2 separate regions of the Homo sapiens genome follow, and region 2 is linked to region 1. A link is an interaction called in ENCODE POLR2A ChIA-PET data of the cell type or tissue named here. Cell type or tissue: Caco-2. All regions are shown on one strand. Links, peaks and the distances in the headings refer to the core of each region. The heading gives the core; the rest is flanking DNA.

What was found. ChIA-PET counts read pairs that join two places held together with the same protein. Peaks named below come from ENCODE experiments on the same cell type or tissue, not always from the same donor. Only the 100,000 strongest peaks of a DNase experiment are listed, where the experiment ranks them.
Region 2: POLR2A ChIA-PET joins it to region 1 with 28 read pairs; 2 of 35 experiments call an interaction of 5 or more read pairs at or near these places.

The regions. Positions count from the first base shown.
Region 1 is chr6:24,905,763-24,916,058 of GRCh38, reverse strand. All of the region lies in intron 1 of RIPOR2 (RHO family interacting cell polarization regulator 2), which reads left to right. Among named protein-coding and RNA genes, the nearest start is that of RIPOR2, 25 kb to the left of the region's middle. In Caco-2, for the core only: no CTCF peak of the experiment used is centred there; a DNase peak (open chromatin) is centred at 4,838; H3K4me3 peaks cover 1,204 bases; H3K27me3 peaks cover 188 bases.
Region 2 is chr6:25,095,079-25,105,682 of GRCh38, reverse strand. It overlaps the pseudogene CMAHP. Among named protein-coding and RNA genes, the nearest start is that of RIPOR2, 160 kb to the right of the region's middle. In Caco-2, for the core only: no CTCF peak of the experiment used is centred there; no DNase peak of the experiment used is centred there.

The sequences.
Region 1 (10,296 bases), core at 783-8,782:
ACATAGGTCCACAAAGGCCACTGAGTTCTCTACTGGCAACACTAAAATAGAACCCAGGCATCGACTCTGAGTCCAGCACTTTTTCCAAGACTCTTCCCTGGATGCAGGGTGAGAAGAGCCAGAGCTGAGAGCCTGCATGGCAGAGTGGCGGGGATGCAGCTGGGAAGGCTTCTGGAACCAACTGCAGTGCCAAGGGAGCTGGATGCCTATTTGGACTTGGTTCAGACCAGTGTTTCCTGAAGTGCATTCTGAGATGACTGTGCCAGAACCATCAGTGTGCTTGTTAAAACGACACTGTGTAAGGAGGGGGACCTAAAAATCTGCATGTTAAATTCCTTCCCAGGGTGATTCTTATGCACTTCATAAGCTGGAAAATCAAAAATACAGAGAGACGGGGGCCAGGCACGGTGGTTCACACCTGTAATCCTAGCACTTCGGGAGGCCGAGGCAGGTGGATCACGAGGTCAGGAGTTTGAGACCAGCCTGGCCAACCTGGTGAAACCCCATCTCTACTAAAAATACAAAAATTAGTTGGGAGTGGTGGCGGGTGCCTGTAATCCCACGTAATCCCAGCTACTTGGGAAGGTGAGGCAGGAGAATCACTTGAACCCAGGAGGTGGAGGTTGCAGTGAGCTGAGATCGTGCCACTGCACTCCAGCCTGGGTGACAGAGCGAGACTCCATCTCAAAAAAAAAAAAAAAAAAGTACAGACAGAGGGAGAAAGATTGGTCAGAGCAGCAAATGAAGAATTCAATAGACGTGAGCAATGTGGAGGCCAAAAGATTATACTATTAGAAAGGAGTGCAAAACTCTTAGAACTGGCAGCATTCCAAGCCATATTTTGGCCCTGGATCTGGGTGGCCAAGTGCCTATACAGAAAGGTCATAAGAGTAAAGACCTTCAAGGCTGTTAGATCTGCTGTTCCTATGGATAAGAAGCATCACAGTTATAAAGAGAAATTAGACCTCTGTTGTATCTGCTTACTTGTCTCTAGGACTAGTCACCTGTAAGAATAGAAGCCAAATTCACCAGAACAATAGACACAGGTAGTTACAGAACTATGGTTTTTTATTTCTGCAGGGAATGCAGAAAAAATTATGTGATAGACAGATAGATAGATAAGGGTCGGTAGGTACAACCAAATCTTTAAGTGACCTTCTGATTAGACCTAGAGCACCGACTTCACTTCATAACGGCAGTGGTTCTTCAGGCATGGTCTAAGTTCTTTATTACATATGTGAAGCTGTAAGTCAGGGAATTAAATTGGTTGCATTTTGGCTGCTGTTCTGCTTTCTTCTGATGAATTGTGTATTTACTAGGATTGATCGATGGCAGTAAGAACCATAAGACTTGTTTGGCTGAGTCCGTTCTTCAACCACACACTGGCTTAAAAAGTTCTCATGAGAGGAGAATGGGATACAGTTCAGTTATTAAAAGAGGCCATTTTCAGTGCTGCTGAAGTTCAAACACTTTGTTTTATGGTATAAAAAATAATCACAGTTCCTATAGCACCCATAGTGCTGCCTCCTTCGTAATTCACCATCCCACTTATTTACAACTGTCCTCATCGCCAGGCTCTACAAGGCAGGTTTCACAACTACTGGGCTTACCTCCGGCCCTTAGCAGAGTGCCTGGCACCTGGGTTGCACTCAATTACTTCTTGAAATAATAGCTATTATTACTACTTGGGGTCTTTTTTGTTTTGTTTTGTTTTGGTTGTTGTTGTTGTTGTTGTTGTTTGACACCCAGGCTGGAGGCGCAGTGACGTAATCTCGGCTCACTGCAACCTCCGCCTCTTGGGTTGAAGTGATCCTCCCACCTTACCCTCCTGAGTAGCTGGGATTACAGGCACCTGCCACCACGCCCGGCTAATTTTTTGCATTTTTAATAGAGACAGCGTTTCGCCATTTTGGCCAGGCTGGTCTCAAACTCCTGGCCTCAAGTGATCCACCCACCTCGGCCTCCCAAAGTGCTGGGATTATAGGCATGAGCCACCATGCCCGGCCATTAGGGGTGTATTCAATTTAAAATTTATATGTGAGGGGGGAAAATACCCTGACTTGTATTAAACGATTTCTTCTTTGGAAAGAACCATTCCTTTTCATTGGCCTGAAAGAGCAATGCAAGTGTCTCATGGGTGGGGGTGAGGATACCCACCCCCAATGCCTGTCAAGCTCTAGGCTTCACTGTTTCCCTGGATGAGGTTAAAAGGACCCAGCCGAGATATCTGAGTGCTCTGCTCAGTGAAGTTTTGGGGATAAAGAATCCTGCCTAAGGGATAGTAAGAACCTAAAAGGAAGTGAACAGCATTATAAGAGAGAGAATGGGCGCAAGCAGAAATTAACTACCCAAGAATGAAGACTTTGGTGACCACACAGGAGCAGTGATTGGAGAGGCGGTGTGAAGACCTTTAGACTAAGCTCTAGGAGACCTGGTGTGGGCTTTTTATTTGGTTATATGACCTTAATCTCTGGGATTTGGACCAGGCAATCCAATACACAGTGTGTCGTGGTTGTTTAGATCTGTGCTGCCTGGTCCCTCAGTCACACATGTACCTGTTCTCTGGAGGTACTCTGTGGGAGGAACTGTGGGGTCTACAAAGTCACCCAGGACAGATCCCAATTGCCAGAGCTTCCAGTCTAATGCAGTCAGTTCAGGCCTGTGTTGGCCCTTCACCTTCCATACTCCACACGTTCTGCTCCCTTCCTAAGGAAGCTCCCTCAAGGGGAGATGCAGCCCACTGTGCCCTCTTCATTCCTGTTTAGAGCTTCAGTCCTAAATCCACAGCGGTGAGTGGGGCAACCTCATGGAATCTCTAAAGGCAGCAGCTTGGGGAGCCACTCCATGCTTCTTTCTGGTCTCTGCTCTGTATGTGCACATACACACACACACACACACACACACACACTCAAGTCATGCCCACAGTCATGCCCAAACCTCAGCAAGATACCCCTCAGCCCAATAGGGTAAGTTGGGGGTGGGAGTGGAATGTGCTGTAGTAAAAAGAGCACTTGATTTGGAATCACATCTGACTTTCAACACTAGCTTCATCTTTGTGATCATCAGGAAGTTACTTGTTCATCTTCTCAGAGTATCAGTAGTCTTATCTTTTAAGTGGAGGCAGCTATGGGAAAGAGATGACAGGCTTCAGTGGGATAATATCTATAAAGTACCTAACATCATCTGCCTCATCTCTCTTTTCATCCTCTTCCTCCTCCCTCTCATAAAAGGTTATATGTCACTTACAACAGTGCCATTCCTGAGTCAGGAAGGTGATGGGAGTGGGAAGGTGGGGAAATACAGTTGGCTTCTCTCCAGGGTGGATGTCAGGCCCTTCTCCCTCCAGATTCGTCCTATGAGACCATTAGTACTGTGCTAATCCGTAGTAGCGCTTTACTCAGTTCTCCCCAAACTTCTACTGCATATTTGTACTTCTTTCCAGGTCTCTTTCTCCAGACTCCAGTAAATAGAGAAATGTTTGGAACCATCCATCTCTACACAAATAGTCATGATACAAGGTGGAAGGTGTAGGCATCTGGAGAGTAAACTAAGGTGCTATAAAAGCTCTGAAATGAAAGGGCAAAAAAAAAAGGGGGGGGGCAAGGGATCTTGGAAAAATGGATGCAGATTAAGGTATTTAAACTGGATCCTAATGAATAGATGTGGCCATTTGGAAATGAGCAAAAGCTATGTGGTTGCAGATAAGTTGCAGGGTGGGGTTGGCAAGGGAAATAAAAGGATCAATGTAAGAGTGAAGGGGTGCTTCAGAATGACTGGGTGATCCATCTTTCATTCAATATGTAGCTATGGAGTGCCTGCTCTGTGCTGGGGACAGCTTATATCAGACAGAGATGGTCCCTGCCCTATGAACTCACAGTCTAGTAAAGGCATGCTCTTGGGCGTTCTTTCTGGGGATCAAGCCGATTTTGCCCTTTCTGTTGTATTCCTAGGTGAGTTATGACACAGTTTATCAGGCGATGGTTCTGGCTGCTTGTATTCCAGCCCGAGGATGCAGTGCCCAGACCACGACTGGATGTGGGTGTTTCCCATGTTGACATGTCTCCTAGGATGTTCCCTTTCGGCTAATGTCTCAGCTCACTGATTATTACTGATCCTTTCACAAGGTGACTGAATCTCAAGTGGTGTGGGAGGGAGTGGATGTGTCTTGTGGTACTATTCTAGTTAACATATTCTAAATACACAATTTATTCATTATGATCACTTAACAGATGAGGAGACTGAGGCATAGCAGGGAATCCCTATGTAAGGATGGAGACTGAGTCAGGACCTTTTCCCTGGGTCCTTGTCGACTCCCAGTTCCATACAGTTTCCACTCCAAAAGGCCCTTTTTTGGGAATGTCTGTCTATCAGGCAGACCCATGCTTTCCCCACAGGAAACCTTTATCATTCAAATCCACCAGAACAAAATAAAAAACAATTCTCTTTCTGCCATCTTTATGAGAGCTGTGTCCAAAGCAGCCCCGGTAGAGAGAGTGCCCTACAAAGCAGCCCTCTTCAGCGGGGCTTTCCAGCACAACCCTTGCCGTGGGCAGCCAACCTCACCCTCACACCGCCCCCACCCCATACACCACCGCCTCATTTTTTTCAATGCACAGCCCAGCTTGTATGAAAGATCCCAAAAGGTTAGCTGAAAGGGCCTTTCCTTGCCTCGGCTCCTTTCCTCTGCCCTCTCCCTCCAGCGCGCTGGATCCACCGGGCTCGCTCCCCGGCGCGATTCCACGGGTCACTCCAAAGCTGCCGCGCCAGCTCTTGCAAAGGAGCCTGGCGTGCCGGCGATCAGCTGGAAGCAGGCACCGAAGCGCAGCCTCCTGGAGTTGGGCTGAAGTAGCTGTCAAGCAGCTGTCTCCACCCGCCCTCCCCTCCCAGCACAAGTGACGCCGCCGGCCCCCGCGCCGCGCCTCCCCCTCCTCACGGCTCCCGCCCCTCCGCCCGCTCCGCCGCTCTAGCTCCGCGCTCCGCCACCCTCGCGCCCGCCAGCCCCGCAACTTCACCCCGCGCGCCGCAGCTGCTGCGAGCGGACGCGGCAGGGCAGCCGGCGCTGGGGACAGCTCGCGTCCACCCGACTTCCTCCCGGGGTCCCCTTCACCCAAGTGAGCCAGCTCAGGCTGTCTGCAAAGCCGGAGGTGCGGGCAGCTCCGGGCATTGCATTGGTGCGGAGGCTTTTATATGCCAGAGAACCCTGAGTGTGCCCCTGACATGACAAGGAGCCGTCGTCGTTAGGTAGGTTCACCTTTTCATTTCTCCTTTTTTGCTTCTGATTTTGCGTACAACGCGGTGAGGTCTGTGTGGGGAGGGGTGTCCTCGACTTGAATGAGCGTTGAATGCTAAGCAGCCGTTGAAACTGGAGCGTCCTCAGCTTCCACCACCCTGGTGGGTTCGGGCATCTGAAGCCCACAGGGTACGGTCGGGAAGTTGCTGAGCGAAAGGGGCACGCGCACTTTTTGCAAGCAGAACTGAAGGATGCCCTGGGGAGTGGAGGAACGGGCCAAGGTTAGAGGGGCCCACAGCATTGCCCGGGGTTGGGACATTTCTGGGGCGAGGAAGCGCCGGGCCCCGGGAGTCAGGGAGGGGTGTGTGTGCGAGCGCCCCCAGATGGGAGTCCTGGGTGGCCCCCTGGCACGGAACGACTTCGGCACTCGCAGAGCCTATGGGGAATCCAGCTCAGGGCTGGGATGGCAGTCTCAAGGGTCTTCATTTGCCCCCGGGCTGCCCGTTTGAGCTGGACTATGAACCAGCTCGTTCCTCACCGTGTCTGAATTCCAAATTGGCCAGGTGGAATGGGAGGATGAGAATTGGGAAGAGGGGCAAGAAAGGAAAAAATGTGTTGCTTTGATGCCGATCTGTGTCTGGAAAGATGGGGGGAGGGGATGCACCTGAGGACAGGAGCACCCTAGCAGGAGTCCGTGGCATGGGAGGGGGCTGGTCAAGCGGAGCATGTGCAGCTCTCTTGCCCGAGACGATAACCTTCTAGCTCCCTCTTACAGGGCAGTGGGCAGCAGATAGAGACCCCTCACGTTCGAAGGGAGTAGGTGCATTTTGAAATTAGATAAGCAGAAGTCATCAGGTGCTAAGGTGGCAGAGGCGCTGTGAGAAGTGACAGCTCCCTGGAGAGCGAGAGAGCAAGTGGAAAAGCAGGAGAACCGGGCTGATTCTGCTGGGATGGGGGTGGCGCAGAGTGAGATTGGTAGGCTCGTAGGTCCCTGTCTTGGAGATACCTACATGTTGCTTGAGTGACTGAGGAAAAATGTTCAAGCTTTTAATCTGGGAAAACAGTTATGATAAAATATATGTTGGGGCTGTTTCCTCCCTGCTCCCCACTTCCTACCCTCTTACGTCCACACGCTTGGTAGAAGGTCTAGGATTGTGACTAATCACTGCCCCCATTCTGAAGAAATTGTACTTGGCCATCTCTATGGGACTGGGCATCCTGTGTGAGCGTCTGCTCGATTGTTAGCTGACACACAATCATTTCTTCCCTTTTGTTTTCTATCGGGTCTGTCTTGCTCTGAGAGTGTACCCACCTCCTTCCCTCCCCTACCCGGGTATTCCCACTCACTCAATTCCCCTCTTCCCCTTGCTCCTCCAGCCATTTTGGACCAGCCTCTGAGCTTGCCCACTCACACCATCTACTTTCCTCAAATTGTATTTTAGCTGCTGTCACAAGCAGGGGATGTCAGCCACGAACTCTCCGAGAACCAGCACCATCATGGCTATTCTCCAGTGGTTAATTAGGAAGCATCAGTAGTTATCCTTCTGTAGGAACAAACTGCAGGGATGTACCAACTTAGGGTAACAGCAGCTTGAGGAACTCCCCTATCTGAAGCCCCCATCTCCCAGCACTCAGGATTAGCTTTCTGTGCTAGCTTCCCCTTCAGTTGCAATAGTGTCAAATTGTGTCCTTTCCCCCAGGAAGATAATGCATCTGCCTGTCCAAAAATTTACTGCATCCAAACATCTGAAAACTTGAACATTGGAGAATCTGTTTAGCAAAAACATACTGCATATGTTGCTTTTCCAAAGGACCCCCCAATTGCTGTTGCTTCTCTCTTCCTCTGACACTCTAATGTGAGATTTCGCTTTGAATATTTTATCCTCAGTATAAATAAAAAGAAATACCAAGCTACAGAGAAAGAAAACCGAAAGCATGCGCTAGGGAGTTGCATAGAATTCTGATTACACAAACACAATTCCAGAAATGGCTCTCCTTCCTTTTGTTAACTGCAAAGTGAAGTTATTTCCAGCAGAGAAGGGACCCACCCAAGGTTGACCTGGAGAAGCCAAGGAGGCTGGGGGCGGGTGGAGGGAGATATTTATATCTGTGGATCTTGTTAGCTAAACTCTCATAAAAATTCTTCTCTTTAGTATTCATACCCATTGACCTGGGGCCCTGCTAATCACTGCCAAATGTCCTTCCCTAAATCTGAGGTCACTAAAGTGGAAACATCCCTACTACGATAAAACCCCACAGCCCAACTGTGATACCAACTACATGCCCACTTCTAAGTATAACCAAGACACTTCTCTGTTACACTTTGTGTTAATTCACAGATTATTGGTTCACCCCTCTGTCAAGAGACTAAAATATAGACAAAGGCAACTGTGCAGGGTGAATAGCACAGACTTCAGGTTTTATATTAAATGGCTGAATTGTACATACAATAGTCCCTTGGGTTGAAGGGTTTGCAAACCAGAGTTTTATTTAATCATTTATTGCATTCAATGGATTATCTGTTTTCATTCTGAAAAGAAGTCAGAAGTCTAAAAACAGTTCCTTGCTTTTCTTGGGAGGAAGTGGTGATAGAAGTGAAAGTCCGTTTTATTTACACAATGGGTGCCCCTCAGGGCAATGGCAGATTTGACTTTCTACTTGGGCTTCCTGCACCGGTGGTCCTGTGAGTAGGGCCTCGTGCTTGTGAACAGCTCCTTTACCAGGCTTATTTTCATCTGCCAAGCTGAGCTCCATGAGCTGGGGGAGATAGACAGCTTGTGTTTGTGGCCATTCAACCAGAAAAGAATAACAGCTGAAAACAGACAATGGAGCAAGGGAATTGGGGTGGGGTGGGGGTGGGGAGAGGAGGTACAGATAGCCCAGTCACTCATAATTGGCTCCCCAAAGGCAAACCTAGGTGTAGAATGGTCTCATAAAGCAGTTGTCATGTAAACACCCTGCAATGTGATTATTATAAAGATCTGTTCAGAAAAGGAGAATGATCATGAGCATATGCCTTTTCATCTGGAAGGAGCCCTTCTTTTGGCTTCATTTCTTCATTTCATTTACTTATAGGCAGTTTCTTGAAACAACATTTTCCCCCTGAAAACAAGAACCTCACTGTTATGCATATGGAAACCTTCAAGTTGATTCAACTGAACAAAATCACTCAATGCATCATGTATCTCCAGTGAATTAAGCATGAAACCCTCACATGTCCTCTTCCCTCTTCTGTGTCTCCTCTCTGCAGCCACCAACTTCTTCTCTGGGTTCATGGTCCAGGTTTTTGTCTTGTTTTGTTTTGTTTTTTGGTCACAGTAAACTCATCTCACTTAGGTTGGAAACATTCCCTAAAAATAATACATGTTTTCCTGAGTGCGGCAGGCTATCTACAAAAAAGATCATTTACACATGGCCCTGTGCTGGATTTAATTCCCTCTAAGGAAACCGGGAACACTATGAAGAAAAGAAGCTGCTCCAATTTATTTTATTGTGCATTGTTTACATGACACCGATGAGTACTGTGTGGAGGAGATGAATGTTTTCACAAGTTCATTACATTAATTAAATAGGAAATTAGATTTTTTTCAACAGTGAAAGCAAATGAGGTGCAATATTTCTATGTTGTGTTCCATTAGATCAAAATGAGTTCTCTACCAGACCAAGGAGAGAGGAGTCTCAGAGGAAGTTATTTTGTACACCATTTAGCATTCTAAAACTGATTCACAATCATTTTTAATTCTGAGGTGGATTTTAAGTTCAACTCTGTAATGTTATATAATTTGGGAGAATCCCACTTTTGTTTCAACTTAAGCATGTGTTTACTGGGCAATTATTCTAAGGTCTGGTCAAAGTTAGACATCGCATTCAATATAAAAATATAACATATTGGCTGGGCACGGTGGCTCATGCCTGTAATCCTAGCACTTTAGAAGGCTAAGGTGGGAAGATCGCTTGAACCCAGGAGTTTGAGACCAGCCTGGGCAACATGGTGAAACCCCATCTCTATGAAAAAAAAAGAAAAATTAGCCAGACATGGTGGTGCATGCTTGTAGTCTCAGCTACTCTGGAAGCTGAGGTGGGAGGATCGCTTGAGCCTGGAAGGTCAAGGCTGCAGTGAGCAGAGATAATGCCACTGTACTCCAGCCTAGGTGACAGAGTGAGACCCTTAAGAAAAAGAAAAAGTGTAAGATATTGATTATACCTTCTAGGGAGCACAGTCTGGTGGAGAAGTAGGAGGAGCACAATTGAGTTGGATAGGTGACTGGATGTCCTGGTTTGCCCCATAGACACCTGTTGTTGCAGCATAATTATTAATAGCACCACCTTTCACTCAGAGGTGTTGCAATCACACAGTCACCCTAAAGAAAAGGACTATGAGAGGTCAAAGGAAGAAGGCTGTGATTGGAGTAGTCAATGAAGATTTCATTCATGTGCCTATTCTAAGATTACAGGTAAATGGAAAGGAAAAGGGACTATTTACCAGACAAAAAGACTAGGAAGACTGTGAGCTCCCTGAAGGCACAGAGGGTCTGTTTTGCTTGTTCCTATATCCTTGGGACTTGCATGCTGCCTACCCAATGGTAGGTATCAACTATTAACTAACTGCCTGTGAACCTAGATTTAAGATCTAGACTGAAGGTAGGAAAGTTAGGGACAGTCAAAAGGCATGTCTTGCAAGGAAGGTCAGATAAGAACAATTGTGAAACAAGGCTACTATTAATGATGATGATACTAGAACAAGGTTGGCCAATGACCATACCGAAAACCAACCTTATGTACTGAAAAACAACAGTGTCTTTTAATTCTTTCTTGTATTTGCCTCTTCACTTTTGGGTTTAATGCTATTGGCCTTTACCTCTACCCCTGGAAGTGATCTCTTCCTTCTCAAACAAATTGTTTTGGATGTTAAATGAAGAAACAATGACTCCATTCTCTTCAAGCTTGTCTCCTTCTGACCTTGGCTTCCAGGAGAGCTCTTGGAAGGAAGGCAAGGGCAGGAAAGTGGGGAGAGTACCTGAGAAATACAAAAGCAAGGCAGAGAAACGCTAAAAGCACACGTGATT
Region 2 (10,604 bases), core at 890-8,889, 190 kb before region 1:
TCTTGAAACAAAAGAATTGCTTGCCAAATATGCAGGAATCGAAGATAAAATCTGGCAGGGTAGTTTGTTTTTTAATCTGATATCACAGTGCCTATGGAAAAACTCATTTTGAATCTCATCCTAAGTCTGACTCCAGCGTCATGCTCTTAATCACTGTGTATTGTCAGATTATGTTGAACACACCTTGTATTTGAACACAATGAAAGGAAAAGCTTAATTGTGACTTAGTTACACGGGAAGAAATATTTTATTAGGTTCCTAGAGCTGTTGTAACAAAGGAACATAAACTGGGTCATGTAACAAAAATTTGTTACAACAGCCCTAGAAACCTATTACAATTTTTGTTAACAAACGTTTGTTAAGTTCTAGGGGTCAGAAGTTTGAAATAAGGTGTGGGCTGAGCCATGGTCCGTTTAAAGCCGCTGGGGAAGGATTGGTTCCCGGCCCTCTCCCAGCCTCTGGTTGCCTCAGACACTCCTTGGCTTGTAGATGACCATCTTTACTCTGTCTCTTCACATGGCATTTTCCCTGTGTGCCTATCTGTGTCCACATTTTCCTTTTTTTATAAAGACATCAGTCAGATTGTTTTAGAGCCCACCTACATGACCTCATTTTCACTTGATTACCTCCATAAGGACCCTGTCTCCAAATAAGGTCACATTCTGAGGTACTAGGACTTAGGACTTTAACATTTCATTTTTGAGGGGAAAACAACCCATCACACGTATTTATATTAAAATGGAAACTTTTCATGGCACCAATTAATAACAGTTTTATACATTTTTAAAAAACCAATATGCAGATTTTATTTTTAATTGACAGCATTAAAATTGACTGCAAAGTTGAGTAAAATTTGAAGAATGTTTCATTAGTATTGATAATTTATAGTTGAGTTTTGATTTATGTAATACCCCTTTGAATTCAATGGTAATATTAATGAGTTGACACAAAAGTTAGTGAATTTACTAAACTTGGACAGGCATAGTTTTGAAACTGTTATGCTTTTGCTTCAAAGCCAAATCAGTTCTTCTAAAAAAAAATATGAACCAGTTGTGTCAATGTGGATTTGAGTGCTACATGAAAGTACATTTTTAGTACTTGCTTCTTTTTATTGGGAAACTTTTTGGGTATGTGTGGAACAACTTGAGCATGAGAAGCTACTTTTTGAACTATTCATTTTATAAGATCTATAGATCAAGTCTTTCTGATGAAAATGTAGGATCTAAATTGAGATGTACTCTGTTTAAAATATACATTGGATTCCAAAGACTTGATAATGCAGAAAAGAATGCACAATATCTCAATAATTTTTAAAAATTGATTTCATATTAACATATTTGGATTGAGTTAAGTAAAATCTATTAATTTTACCTGTTACTGTGTACTTTTTTAATGTTGCTACTAGAAAATTTAAAATTACACATGCTTGAATTGTATTTCTGTTGAACAGAGTTTAATAATTTTTGGCATCATAGACCTTTTAATAGAGTAAAATCTTAGCTGTATAGAACTTCTGGGAACTTGGGCATTCTAAATAGTGAAATCATGCTAGGTAGCAAAATTTTCTGGATAGGTATAGTTTATCTCTCTAGATGTGAAAATTTTATGATTTAGGTATAATTGTCTTCTCAGAAAGAGTATTAGAACATAATTGATCTTTTCTTGATATCATGGATTCATCATTTCAAAGTTTTAGAATGTAATGTAACAGCTTGATGTTCCTACAGTTCACTGGAGGATGTTATAACAGGATGTGTTCTAGTCCATTGAGCTGTTTGCCCCTGCACTAAACGGCCCCAGGCAGTAAAGCATTATATCTGCTCGTTACAGTTTTGCTAAGTTAGTGATCATTCTTCACTGCTGTAACAAATCTTTACCAGCAGTCTCAATCCTTCTCTTTGATTTGCTGCTTCTAGCCACCTAAGTAATTAAGTCAAAAATTAACTTACTTTCACTTTTTGTACATATGCTTATGAGAGAGGCCCTGAGCAACTCTCCTGGTGAAGGACTGCTAGAAGCCTCACTCATAGATGACACTCCAAGGAAAAAGAATCATTTTCTCAAATCAAAGCAATTTCGGTTCGAATAATACGAAGAGAATCCTTGTTGCAGTCTTTTCTCTCGCTAACCTCTCACCACTTTGCCCCACAAGCATATGCAGTTTCCAGAACATGCACAGCAGTACAGGGAAATCGAAGCCCTGGCTTTTCAACCAGAAGATGAAGGGGATACCTGGGAAGCAGAAAATCATGGAGAGATTTCAGATAGGAGGAGGCTTAGGAAAGTGAGCCCATAAAATTATGGATAAACTCCTGGGTTAACTCCAAAGCTGCACTGTGTGTGTGGACCTGACCCTAAAAAGGATATCAGAGTACATATGCTAAAAACTACAAAACAGATGAAAGAAATCAAAGACTCTAATTAGATAAATGGAACAGCATACCATATTCATGAATTGGATGTTCAATATAGTTCATATTTTAATTATCCCCAAATTTATAGATTCAGTACAATGCCCATCAAAATCCCAGCAGGATATTTTGTAGATCTAGATAATGTCTAAAATTTATAGGAAAGGCAAAGGAATTAGACTAATCAAAATAATTCTGTAATAGAAGAATAAAATTAGAGGAACATATTCTCTAATTTTAAGATTAGCTATAAAGCTGCAGTAATCAAGATAGTGTGATACTGGTGAAGGAATAGACACAGACATCAATGGAACAGAATAGAGAATCCAGAAATAGATCCACACAAATATGGCCAATTGATTTTTGGCAAAGATGCAATTTGGGGAAATGTGAATGAAAAAAAGGCTTTTTTTTGGGGGGTGGGGAAGGATTCTCACTGTGTCGCCCAGCCTGGAGTGTGGTGGCGTGATCTCGGCTCACTGCAGCCTCTGCCTCCACCTCCCGGGTTCAAGTGATTCTCCTGCCTCAGCCTCCTGAGTAGCTGGGACTACAGGCACACACCACCACGCCCAGCTAATTTTTTGCATTTTCAGTAGAGATGGGGTTTCACCATGCTAGTCAGGATGGTCTCAATCTCCTGACCTCACAATCCACCTGCCTTGGCCTCCCAAAGTGCTGGGATTACAGGCATGAGCTGCAAGCCACTGTGCCCGGCCCGGAAAAAGGCAATTTAATGGAGAAAGGGTAGTCTTTTCAACAAATGTTACTGGAGAAATTGCACACCCATACACACACACACAAAAAAACCTACCTCGATCTGAACCAAAAAAAAAACCTACCTCGATCTGAACCTTATGTCACATGCAAAAAGTAAGTAAAAATGGATTATAGATATAAATGTTAATATAAAACTATAAAATTTTTAAAAGAAAATATAGGGGAAATATTCCTGACCATGGGTTAGGGAAAGACTTCTTAGATGTTGCATCAAAAGCATGATCTATTTTAAAAATTAATATATTATTCTTTATCAAAATTTAAAATGATTGCTCTATAAATAGGAAACTATTAAGAGGATGAAAAGGCAAACTATAGACTCTGAGAACATTTTGCAAATAGCATACCTGACAAAGAATTTGTATCCAGAACATATAATGAACTCTCAAAACTCAGCAATAAGACTACGATTTAAAAATAATTTTAAAAATCAATAGTAAGAAGATTTAAAAATTGGCAAAATATTTGAACAGATACATCACCAAAGAAGATATATGGATGTCAAATAAGCATATGCAAAGATGCTGAATAGCATTAGCCATTAGGAAAATGAAAATTAACACCACAATGGCATAACTATTAGAATTAATGGCACTTTGGAAAATTGACAATACCAACTTATGTCAAAAATACAGACCAAGAGGAGCCCTCACACTTTGCTCTTAAGGATGCCAAATGGTGCAGTCCTTCTGGAAAACGCTTTTGCAGTGTCTTTGAAGCTAACCTTACTGTATGATCCAACAGTTCCACTCCTGAGTATCTGCCCTAATTAAATTAAAACTTTATTCACACAAAAAATCTATATGCAAATATTAATAGTAGCTCTATTCATAATCACCAAATCAACCCAAATAGCCTTCAACAGGTGAATGGATAAACAAGCTCTGGTATAGTCATACAACAGACTACTACTCAAGAATAAGAACTGCTGCATACAACAGTGTGGATGAATCTCAAAGGCACTGTGTTGAGTGACAGAAGCCAGTCTCAAAAGGTTACATACTAAAAGATTCTATGTATATGATATTCTGGAAAAGGCAAAGTTATAGGGATAGAGAGTAGATCAGCGATTGTGAGGAGGTAGGGGTTAAAGAAGGATTTTACTACAAAGGTGCAATGCAAGGAAGTTTTGGGGGTGATGAACTGTCCTGTATCCCGATTGTGGTGGCAGTTACATGAATCTATATTTGTGTTAAGATCTATAGATCTGTACTCCCTCAAAAAGTAAAAAAAAAAAAAAAAAAAAAAAAAAAGGATCTCAGTAAATTTGAAAAATTAAAGATCAAAAAAGGCAAACATGGTGATTCTTAAAGAGCACCTTAAGCCTTGGTAGTTAAGGCAAGCATATTGGGTTTTTTGTTTGTTTGTTTGTGGGGTTTTTGTTTTTTTGTTTTGGTTTTGGTAGAAACAGAGTCGAGCTCTGTCAACCCAGGCTGGAGCGCAATGGCTGAATCTCAGCTCACTGCATCCTCTGCCTCCCAGGTTCAAGGGATTCTCCTGCCTCAGCCTCCTGAATATCTGGGACTACAGGCATGCACCACCATGCCCAGCTAATTTTTTTAAATTTTTTGTATTTTTAGTAGAGACAGGGTTTCATCATGTTGGCCAGACTGGTCTCCAATTCCTGACCTCAAATGATCCTCCCACCTTGACCTCCCAAAGTGTTGGGATTACAGGCGTGAGCCACTGAGCCCAGCAAGCATATTTGTTTAAATCATATTTGTGATACAATCAAGTTATATTACATGCACATTTTATGGACTTCATAATCCCTTGCAAAAGCAATACATATAATAAATCTATCCATTTTGTGTTATATGGAGTACAATTTTATTTTAAATGCTAAAGGAAAGTTTATAGATGTTTAAACTTTGCTAAGATTTCCTTGATTGTATATAAAATTTATTTGATCCTGAGCTTATGCAGTGACTCATCCCCTAGCTATAACGTTTTCATGAGCAATCATCTGCTTCACAAAAACATTTATTTTATCATACAGTTACTGATATTTTGTGAACAAAGGGCAGGGACTGTTTATGTGCAGGCAGGAAATGCATGTGTCATTTTACCAAGAAAGTACACTTACCTGTATTTGTCTGAATTTATTGGATAATAAGTCGGTCCTCGAGGCGAGTTTTTGTGACAGTAATCTTGTTAGGACTGCCCATGACTTCTCATCAACTGGAAGCAGCAGTACAGTAGAAGGAGCGGTGTACATGGGATTGTGGTTTTGGTTCTACCACCATCTATCTGACTTCTCTGCACTTCATTTGTCTCATTGTTAAAAACCTGTCATCATTTTGACATGCTACGTTCTCTTGCAACGTAGCTACATGTGTATAATTGCTTAATGTGGTCTCTTGCTGATGTGTTTCTTTTTAAACTTCTTGTTGACATTATTTAGCTCTCTTGTATCTTCCAAATTTTTTCAGAAAAGATTGGTCTAAGGTTAAAACATAATTTCTTTTGATCATTGCTCTTTGTTACTTGTAAATTCATTTGTCATTCACTGAGCAGCACTGTGCTAAGTACTGGAGAACTAGAGATAAAATGATTGTCTGTTCTCAGAGTGATGGTCTATTAGAAGAGAAGAACAACTGGAATACAGAATGATCAATGCAGGCAAGGGGATACAGACGCAGGAGAGGAGACGAACACTGGATGAGTCTATGAATGCTGCATTTTAAAGAAGGAGTAGGAACTGACCAGCAAAGATAAAAAGATGCTGGGATGAGAAATTGCAGTTCAGAACAGGAGACAGGGGTTGTATGAGCACTTTAGGACATGCTACGTGATTTGGATTTTTTCCTGGAAGGATAGGGAGCCTGATAGTCGGGTGAGGAACAGGGATGTAATCAGATGTGAACTGGAGGGGTTAGTTTGTATGCCTGTGTGATGGCAAAGGGAAAGGAAGACCAGTTTGGAAACTATTGCAATAACCCAGGAAGGAATAATGAATGGCAGTGGGGAGTGAGAATGCAGATTCAAGAAATATTAAGTAGGTTGAGTTGCAAGGATGTGGAGAAGAATTGGAGGTGGTGGGTACTTGACCACTTAATGTGATGCTGTCATTTAAAGCAATTAAAAGCTGTACTGTTGCATGTAAGCAGTTGGCAAATACTTTCACTTCCCACAATACCCCATCTAGATACTGATTTTATTTTTATTTTATAGAGAGACAAAGACACATCAAGAAGTTACAGAACTTTGTGACCACCACACATTATGTTTTAGGAAGAGTAATGAATAGTAACATAGTTGGAGGCAGGGAAACCTGTTAGTGAACCATGTAGAGACTAAAGGCTGGAAGAAGATGAGACAAGGTGGTGACTGTAACAGTGGGAGGATATTAATGTGTGTAAAAAGAGAAAAGCTACTGACGCCTTTGGTGCAGTGACAGCGTTCTCACCTGTGTCTACAAAATTGATTCCAAGATCATAAATGTGTCACCTTGGTGCTATAGAAATACAAATGATTATGTACTTTTTACTTATCTCACTAAAAATATCTATCACGTCTGTGTAACCAATTTGTAGCTCAAGAAAGTAAAATTCCCTTTAACAGAAATGTCTGTCTATAAAACCCATGTTAGGTGAATCACAGTGACAAATCTCGTTCTCTGGATCTTTCTCTTTCTGCTCCAACACAACCACAATCACCTTCTTGTATGACATTGAAATTGAAGAGTTAAGGCTTTTCAAGAAAGATTGTGGTATGGAATTAGATTTGGGAGACACCACGCTTCTATCAATGCCACAGTTAGAAATTAGATCTCAGCCAGACACAGTGGCTCATGCCTGTAATCCCAGCACTTTGGGAGGCAGAGGCGGGCAGATCACCTGAGGTCAGGAGTTCAAGACCAGCCTGGCCAACATGGCGAAACCCCATCTCTACTAAAAATACAAAAATTAGCTGGGCATGGTGGTGGGCACCTGTAATCCTGCTACTTGAGAGGCTGAGGCAGGGAGAACTGATTGAACCCGGGAGGTGGAGGTTGCAGTGAGCCAAGTTGTGCCATTGCACTCCAGCCTGGGCAACAGAACAAGACTCTGTCTCGAAAGAAAGAAATTAGATCTCAGAGCCCAGGAGTAGTCAAGACCAGCCTCAGCAACAAAGTGAGACCCCATCTCTACAAAATGTCAAAAAATTAGTCTGGCATAGTGGTGCATGCCTGTAGTCCCAACTACTTGGGAGGCTGAGGCAGGAGAATTGCTTGAGCCCAGGAGGTTGAACCTTCAGTGAGCCATGTTCATGCCACTGTACTCTACCTGGATGAAAGAGTGAGACCCCGTTTCAAAAAGAAAGAAAGAAAAAAAGAAATTGGATCTCAAGATGGGTTGCAACTGAGGATATGTGTGTGTAACAAGTAGATTTTTTTTTTTTTTTTTTGAGACACAGTTTTGCTCTTGTTGCCCAGGCTGGAGTGCAATGGCATGATCTCGGCTCACTGCAACCTCCGCCTGCTGAGTTCAAGCGATTCTCCTGCCTCAGCCTCCAGAGTAGCTGGGATTACAGGCACCCGCCACCATGACCGGCTAATTTTTGTATTTTTAGTAGAGACAGGAGAGGGGATTTCACCACATTGGCCAAGCTGGTCTCAAACTCCTGATCTCAGGTGATCCGCCCGCCTCGGCCTCCCAAAGTGCTGGGATTACAGGCATGAGCCACCACACCCAGCCAACAAGTAGATTTTTAATGGTTTTGAATGTAAAAGCTTTTCAGATTTTACTCCCAAAGTTTTGTGGCAACTGTGAGGGCTGAGGCTTCACTGGCTGCACAGCCTGTGTCAGACAGCTGGGTGGAGAGCTGGGGCTGGGCTGACTGCTAATGGTATGGCCTCAAGCAAGTCATGTGTCTTCTCTAAGGCTTAGTTTCTCTCTCTCTAAAATGAGCATCATAATAGTGCCTCATGGGGCATTGTGAAGGTAATCAATTAGTTCATATTAAACACTTAGTATAATGCCTGCCAAATAATAGTTAATCCATATATTAACATTAAATACAGGAGTGTGCAATTCCCACCTATTTTCAGTAGTCAGTCTTGCTACATCTAACTTCAATTCCAATCACCATGCAATTATACTTAAAAACAAAGTATAAGTACAACCTTCTTTGACTGACACTTCTTCTCTAATTAGGGACATTAGCCCAAATATAGTCTTTATTTTTCCATGGAATAAGTGGAGGAAGATTGGAAAGTGAAAATGTGGAGAAAATAAAACAAAAATCTGTACTCATCAGACCATGCACCTGAGAATAAACTTTCTTACATAGGAATGCTTTTATTTCTCAGGTACATCAAGGAAACAAACACCAAAAATGACCCAAATGAACTCAACAATCTTATCAAGAAAAACTCTGATGTGATAACATGGACCCCTCGACCGGGAGCCACCCTTGATCTGGGAAGAATGCTGAAGGATCGAACAGACAGGTTTGGCTTAAATATTTTTAGAGGATAAAAATGTTTTATAATTTTTTTTCAATACTATTAGAAAATAAATGGCTCACCTCTGGCCTCTTGACAGGTTCCTATTTTGTTTGTTATACAGTAAAATCCACACATCACTTTTTATTTTATTTTTTTGAGATGGAGTCTCACTCTGTTGCCTAGGCTGGAGTGCAGTGGAGCGATCTTGGCTCACTGCAACCTCCACCTCCCAGGTTCAAGCGATTCTCCTGCCTCAGCCTCCTGACGAACTGGGATTACAGGCACATGCCACCATGCCCGGCTAATTTTTGTATTTTTAGTAGAGACGGGGTTTCACCATGTTGGTTAGGCTGGTCTTGAACTCCTGACCTCATGATCTGCCCACCTCCACCTCCCAAAGGACTGAGATTACAGGCGTGAGCCACTGCGCCTGGCCTACCTCACTTTTTAAAAATGGAAGTCTTCCCATTTAAATAAAATGAACTATCCAATAAGTATGTCACAAATCTAGGGGAAAAAAAGACTGAATTTTTTCCTAATCTTTTCATCCTATATAACAGTGACTCAAATGTTTTCATCATCTCAGAACCTTACTAGCGAGTAAACAGTGAAGAATCTTTTATTAAGGTCCATTGATACAGCTCAAAAATAAATTATTTTATGAAAGTAAAAAGCAATAAGAAAATTAGTTTTCATATCAGTGCAAATATTACCCAATTTCCCATTCCACAGATAGTACATTTGAACAAGTAACAATAACACACTGGAAATGCAATCCAAGAAAAGTTAACATGATGCCACAAAGCTATATTTTTGAATACTACTCTAAGCCAAATGAAACCATCATGGGCTATTTGGAAATGGACTAACATTTTGGAGAGTGGTACATGCAATTACCAAAAGCTCACCCTCTCCCAGCCTTACCTCTGCAAAGTCAGTATGAATGATAAATCAGCTCATTCTGTCTTTTGCTAACTTCCCATATTAAACGAGTTATCAAATCTGGTCAATTCTCCTTCATAAAGCACTCACAAATCCATCACTCGTCTCCAGCCTCTTCTGCCCTGGCCTTAATTCTGCCTCTCAAAATTTCTCACTTAGACTCCTGCAGTGCCCCCCAACTTGTATCTGTGCCTCCCCCACAACTTCCCTTGATCCATCTTTCATGCCAGTGTCTTCAATCTGCTGGTCACAATCCATTGGCAAGTCACAAAATTAATGCCATTGCTCACAGCCAATGTTTTAAACATGAAATAGAATAGAATAAAATGGAATAGGATAGAAAATACCTGAGTACATTGCATGTAACAAGGGTATTATTTCATGAAACTTCCGTTTCATAGGTACCCTTGGTAGGGGGACTCCAGGGTCCTAATGTAAAATGTAGTCTTTACTGGGATGATAGGCAAAATGTTTGAAAGCCCCTGCTCTTCATTGCTGACAAAGTAACCTTTCTAAAATGCAAACATTCTTGTTTAAAATTCTGTAGGATATCCTTAGTGCCTCCAGGATAAAAGTGTTTTTAATTTTATTTTCCAGGTCTAAAGGTTTTTAATTATTCCAGTTCTTAGCAAGGTATTCAAGAGCCTTCGTCATTTTACATTTGCCTAACTCTCCAAAAATCTTCTCTTTCGATTGCCCCAGCAGTTTTCAAGCTTTAATGAACATAGGAATAATTGAAGAGACTCACATAAATCCAGATCCCTGGACTCCCTTCCCCCACAGATCCTGATTCAGTAGATCTGAGGTAGAGCCCAGGAATCTGCATTTGTATTCTTGTGCCTCACCAAAGCATTCTGGGTGACTAGAAAGTCAACACCGTTGGGTCTTAGAGCTAAGACGAAGTATAGAGGACACACAGAGACCAAGTGCTCTAACTGCCTTGCAAGGGGAAGAGGAAAAAATTGTGACCAAGGAAAGCTTAATCTGGATCTTTGGCATTTAGAGATGAGGAGGATGTCACGAGTAAGTAGAGAGGAGAAAGA